2 separate regions of the Homo sapiens genome follow, and region 2 is linked to region 1. Evidence: chromatin contacts called from ENCODE Hi-C or POLR2A ChIA-PET data. All regions are on one chromosome and are shown on one strand. Each heading gives the region's core, a stretch centred on a gene start or an enhancer-like site at or near the end of the contact. The rest is flanking DNA. Distances are from core to core; before and after follow the strand shown.

Region 1 (2,902 bases), core at 271-2,770:
ATATAGGAATGCTATAATAACAGTGTTCCCACTCTAATTGCCTCCCAGTTTGTCAAATCCTTCTACAGCACGTGTTCAAGCCCCTGTGCCTTGTCATTAGGGTTCAAACCTTCCAGACCATAGCTTGGCTTTTTGCTGGTTTGGGGACTTAATAAGTCTAAGAGGGGGTTAGGGGAGGAGAGGGCCTAAATATAGCAAATATTTGCAGGCATAATCACTCCATAAACATGCTTCACTGGAACAGAGTGTAGGGCTGACCCAGATGACGGATGTCACTCACCCAAGTGTCACATCATAAATAAAATTGAATGAGCCCATTCTCTCGCAGAACCAGAGTGATGCCTGTTCCCACTATAAATATTTATGAAGTCATCGTCCTTAAAAGACTTTATTTTTCCAGGTAAGTAGACTTTAAGGAACAAGTTAAGCAGAGCTTTGCCTGCAATTATGGAATAGTCACCATAGCTTTTCAATGGGTATTCCATGGAAAGGAAAAGAAAAAGAGAAAGAAGATAAGGAAAAACAAGTCCCTGTTCCATAGGGCTGCTGCACGAAGACCTCATTTATGCCAGCCAAAGTTCATTCTCATTCAAAAAGTGACAGCCTTCTCTGGGAAGAAGAAACCAGAAGCAGAAACCAGAAGAAGCCCTATCAGTCCCATTCCACTCAGGCCTGTGTAATGAAGGCGGCACAAACAGATCCTTGTCATCCAAATTCCAACCCCTCCCACCACCTCTGCTAGGAGAGACATTCTCCTTTGCATTCTCACTCTCCCAGTCTGTCTCTTAGTAACAGAAAAAAATGTACACCTCATCCCATTACTATGCTCATTTGAAAAGAATTCTCACAATGTGAGGATGTGTGCCTGGGTGGCTCTCTGGGTGTTTATGCAAAGTCTACTATTTTGCCCATAGTTACTCTTCCAGATTGCGTGAGGAATGGCACCTCGGAAACCCTACTGGCATCTGACAATCTTTTCCTGTGCTCCATGCACTCAGGAGGAGCAAACACCTCCTCCAGGCTTAGGAGCACTCCAACAGTCCCCTTCTCCAAGGCACTGTGGCAATCCCCGACCTGGAACTCTCAAGCCATTGTCTCCACTACAATACATGCTAATTTTCATGTCACGTTGCAACTTCCATGTTATTCATCTCCTCACTGCACCAAAGCCCTCGCCCAAGTGCATCAAGCCTGTTTCTTTCCCAGGGATGGCCTTGTGCCTGGGCTCTCTTCCCCTCCAAACTCCGGGGTGGCCCCTGCTTTATCAGACTGAACCGGCTCTAAGGAGAAAAGTTGACGATCATCCTGCTCTAGCCTCCGGGAAGTCTTGCTCCACAAAGAACAAGAGTCTCTGGTTTTGTGAAATGAGTCACAGGCTGCCTTGACCATGCCTATCTGGGGAGGCCAGGGCTGCCATGTATGGTCTGTGCTCCGTGGCACCCACCTCTCGCTGTCAGTCCAAGCTCTTTGCCAGGACAGCCTGAGTCATAAAACTCAGCACATTCCTCAGGCGTTGGCTAGTCTTTCCTTGTTATTACTTTGCTTTTGTTTTATGCAGCACCTGGTTTCATTTTTAAAACCCAAATAAAAATCACACGGTCAGGGCGGGAGTGGGGAAACAGGAGGAACAGCAAAGGGCTCTAACTCCGCAAACAGGGAGGCACAGAGCAGGACAGAGATGGGACTGCGGCTGAGGGACTGGGGAGATTCAGGATGTGCCACTAATGAATTGGTTTGACCACAATCTTCCTTGCTGTATATGATAAAGCTCTTGATGCCCAGGTCTCTTCCCCACCCTCCCATCCCCAAATTAGGCCGCAGTACTGTACTCATCAGCCACGTGACCTTCCCGAAGCCCCTCCACTTTCTGAGTGTCCTCAATCAATGGATATACATCTCGGATGAATCCTAAGGAACACTCTAGTTACAACACTCAGAGTCTATGAACCTGCCGGTTCCCTTTTTCTTGGACACAAGCCCTAACCCACGTGTGAGGGAATATGTTTCCACAAGCAAATATTTGTTCTTTGCCTTTTGGGGGTTAAGGAATGGTGGACAGACAGGCGAGAAGGTGTAGACCCCACCATACCAATGTTGCTGGTCAAATTGAACTTGTGTGGCCAGGTTACTGTTGCAACCTATCTGTAAAGCTGTTAGCCTTCATTTTTAGAATTAAAACAGAATTCTAATCAGCTATCCTCTGCGTATAGTAAAAAACAAATGATGAATTAATGATAGCCATTACCTTGGAGAACTGTATTTTCTTGGACTAGGAAAAGCCAAGAAATTCGAGATTAAAACCAGGATCATGAGGTACTAGACTCGGAACCTAAACAGAGGCCTTTCTCTCCTTCTGCCTGGGATGTCTACTGGGGCTGGCCAGGGCAAAACTCCGGAGGTTCCTAAGTGGCTACAGGGCTGCCTTTTCAATGCATGCTTTTGGAGAGCTTAATGGAAACCATACGAAGGTTGCCGGGAATCAGACCAGATGGCTCCCGGGGAATGTATTTAACCCGACCTAGGGCTAAGAGACAAAAATAATCACTAGGAGTTTGTGGGGCGGGAGGCAGGGGTGGTGCTGCGACTTTTAATTGTATTTTCTATTCAACAGAAATCCTAAGAGAAGGACGGTCTTGGTAACTAGGAGTAAACGGAAGGGGGTGTGGGGAGCAGAGAGCGGGGCTGGGGAGGAAGAGTGGTAGGAGGCGGCTACTTTAGTAAACCAAACACCGTTCTGCTTTTCCTCAGAAGTCGGCGGCTGCCGGGGCCCTTCGCGGGCCTAGACGGCAGCGGGCTCCTTCCCGCGCCCCAGGTCATGTGCAGCCCCTGCCGCTCCCGGTCCCTCCCTCCCGCGCGCTCCGCGGGGGCGACGAGGCGGGCGGTGGTGGGGGGGAATCAGCAG
Region 2 (2,700 bases), core at 51-2,550, 1.4 Mb before region 1:
CCAAGGGCAGAGGGAAGAGGAGGGGCAGACTCTGACAGGCTGCAGCACTTCCTCATGGCAAACCCAAGCCTGGAACATGAGGAGGCTCCACAGAATCCCACACATGAAGCCAGGAAACGCAGCAGCCTTTCAGTAACAGATGTCAGCAGGAAGCCCAGAGATGGACTCGTCACAATTTAGTGTTTAAATCCAGCCTGAACAAGTCACTGTGCCTAAGGGGCCAATGAGGGTCCAGAGGATACCTCTTGTCTCCTCTGTCACCATCTGATCATATAAGCCACACTCTTTGCTGATAAAGCCAGAGATGATCTAGAGTGACATTTAAGAGACTGAACTTGACCTCATTCATGACCTCAGAGATGGAGCATTTACCAAAGGGATATTTTAAATTATTGAGTCAGACTATATTAAGTTTTTTTCCCTTTCATTATCCATCAGGTAGAGGCTTATGAGAAAGATAGACTCAATTATAAGGAGGAAGTGGAAATCTGTACTTTCTTTACACATATTTATAGTGTGAATAAATTTGTGATTTTCTATGCTATTATTAACCAAGGGTTTACACCCAGGATCTAGACATGACACGCTGGTAGTGCTTTTTGATGAGAGATGGTTTTGACATTACATATTATAGTGGCTTCATTCACAATGTCAAGCCTAACTCACACTTGTGTTTGGCATTTATCTCATTAACAAACAAAATTAGCCCAGTAATTTTCACTGGCAAATTAAGAGACCATGGGACTTTTGTAGGAAAACAGGGTGTCAATTTTAAAATATTACTTTTAGGTAAGTTGCACTTGAATCTCATAAAATTTACCTTTCGCCCTGATTTGATATGATCAAATAATATTTGGTTATTTGATAGTATTAATACATGGCAATTTTTAAAACATCGCTCCTAACCAGTTTTAGAATTTCCTCTCACTCATCTTTTAAGGAAAATAGTTCTGTGATTTGTTCATGGCCAATGTTAAAGGGTCAGGTAGCACTATAGATTAAGGGAGGCAGAAAATTTACAGAGAAAAAACTATTTCCATTGTTATGAATTTAATGTTGGAAAAAACAATTTCCATAGTTATGAATTCAATGTAGCTCCGCGCCCCCCACCCACCAAATCAAATGCCTATGGCTCACACGGTTTTCACGTGTGTTCTACATTTCTCGTTGAGTCACAGACGGGAGCAGTGAACCCTGAGGAAACTCAGTACACATTCTAAGGACAGTCACGCCAGAAGCTTGCCTCCCCAGGCTTCATGCAGCCCCAGTGAGTCAGGCAGAACTTTCCCAGCAAAGCAGCCTGTGTGTCACAGTGGACCAAGGCGAGCTCCTGCTGTTATAAATAGATTCTTAGTGGGACTGGGAAGGGCATGGAGACACCAGAAAATATAGCAGTTCTGGGTGGGGTGGCAGACTGAGGACAGAAAGTGGTAACAGACTATGATGCAAGTTAAATTGATGCCAGAACCTAGGCTTCTGCTATTAACAGTGTTTCCTTTCTCAGAAGGGACTAACTGGGCAGTTCTTTGGCTCCAACTGACTTCTACCCCCCTTGCTAAATCATTTGATTTCTGCTGGCTCGCACCCTCTTTGCTTCTTCCTGGCAAGCTCTTGGGCTGATTTCCAATCGCTTCCCCTTGTGGGTACCCTTTTCCAGGGTTACTTGAGGTCGTGCAGTTGTTTTGTTTCTTCACAGACTTTTAGGCAAAGTTATTCCACATGGCTCTTTAAAGGCCACCCAAACTACAAATTTCTTAAAAATATATGTGCATATACATGGGGAAAAATCATAAATTTGAGTAAAAATGTTCATTATAAAACAAAGCTAAAAAAAAAAAGCCAGTGGCCCCCACACCAAATCTGAATAGACTACATGGTCCAAATTTTGTATTATAACCTTATAGGAATAGATTATGTTTACATTACTATACAAATGCATAGACAAAACTACAATAGCAATATAAAACCTGGAAGGAAATATAAGAAAATATTTATAGGAATCTACCTCATGTAGTACAATTATAAATTATTTTTATGGTTTTCATTATAATTTTCTTCACTTTCAAATTTCTATAATGGTATATATAAGTTTTATAGTAAAAACTATTTAAAAACCACCAGTTGTTTTTTTTTGTTTCCATTTTTACATCAGCTAGTACATACAGTTTTCTAAAACAGCAATAGCTGTGTGCAGCTGGTGGTATATGGTGGGTGGGGTGGGTGTAATATAGGAAGAGGAATGTAGAAAAGAACAGTATGTTCAGAAGAAATGAATTGAGGCTCTTGCTTTAGACATAAAGTATTTTACACAAATTGCCCAAGACTTCTCATTTACAGTCGGTCACAAGCTATAGTGAATATTGGCTGGGTTTTGGCAATGCTGAATGCAATTTTGCCTTTCTTTTCTTTCCTTTTCTTTCTTTTCTTTTCTTTCTTTCTTTTTCTTTTCTTTTTTTTTCTTTTTTTCTTTTTCTTTTTTTTTTTTTGAGATAGAGTGTCGCTCTGTCACCCAGGCTGGAGTGCAATGGCACGATCTCGGCTCACCACAACTTCTGCCTCCCGGGTTCAAGTGATTCTCCTGCCTGAGCCTCCTAAGTAGCTAGGATTACAGGTGTCCACCACCACACCTGGCTAATTTTTTTATTTTTAGTAGAGATGGGGTTTCGTCATGTTGGCCAGGCTGGTCTCAAACTCCTGACC

The links. A loop is a pair of places that touch in the nucleus more often than their neighbours do. ChIA-PET counts read pairs that join two places held with the same protein, here RNA polymerase II (POLR2A). Pooled maps may share reads with other maps.
Region 2: a map of chondrocyte shows a loop between it and region 1 (24-fold over the local background). The contact joins two enhancer-like sites. A Hi-C loop is called at or near these places in 3 of 168 maps with a recorded cell type or tissue (PC-3, ascending aorta and chondrocyte) and 5 of 50 pooled maps. POLR2A ChIA-PET finds 5 or more read pairs at or near these places in 1 of 52 experiments (Panc1).

Annotation. Positions count from the first base shown.
Region 1 is chr4:145,733,314-145,736,215 of GRCh38, reverse strand. It overlaps a transcript of C4orf51 not described here. Among named protein-coding and RNA genes, the nearest start is that of C4orf51, 55 kb to the right of the region's middle. RefSeq lists enhancers at 622-1,419, 1,420-2,219 and a silencer at 2,775-2,902. Within about 2 kb of position 1,520, at least 32 of the 41 ENCODE cell types and tissues checked have a DNase peak (open chromatin) inside an H3K27ac peak, as active enhancers do; they include PC-3, where a contact is called at or near this core.
Region 2 is chr4:147,102,356-147,105,055 of GRCh38, reverse strand. No RefSeq gene overlaps it. Among named protein-coding and RNA genes, the nearest start is that of TTC29, 160 kb to the right of the region's middle. Within about 2 kb of position 1,300, at least 10 of the 41 ENCODE cell types and tissues checked have a DNase peak (open chromatin) inside an H3K27ac peak, as active enhancers do; they include PC-3, where a contact is called at or near this core.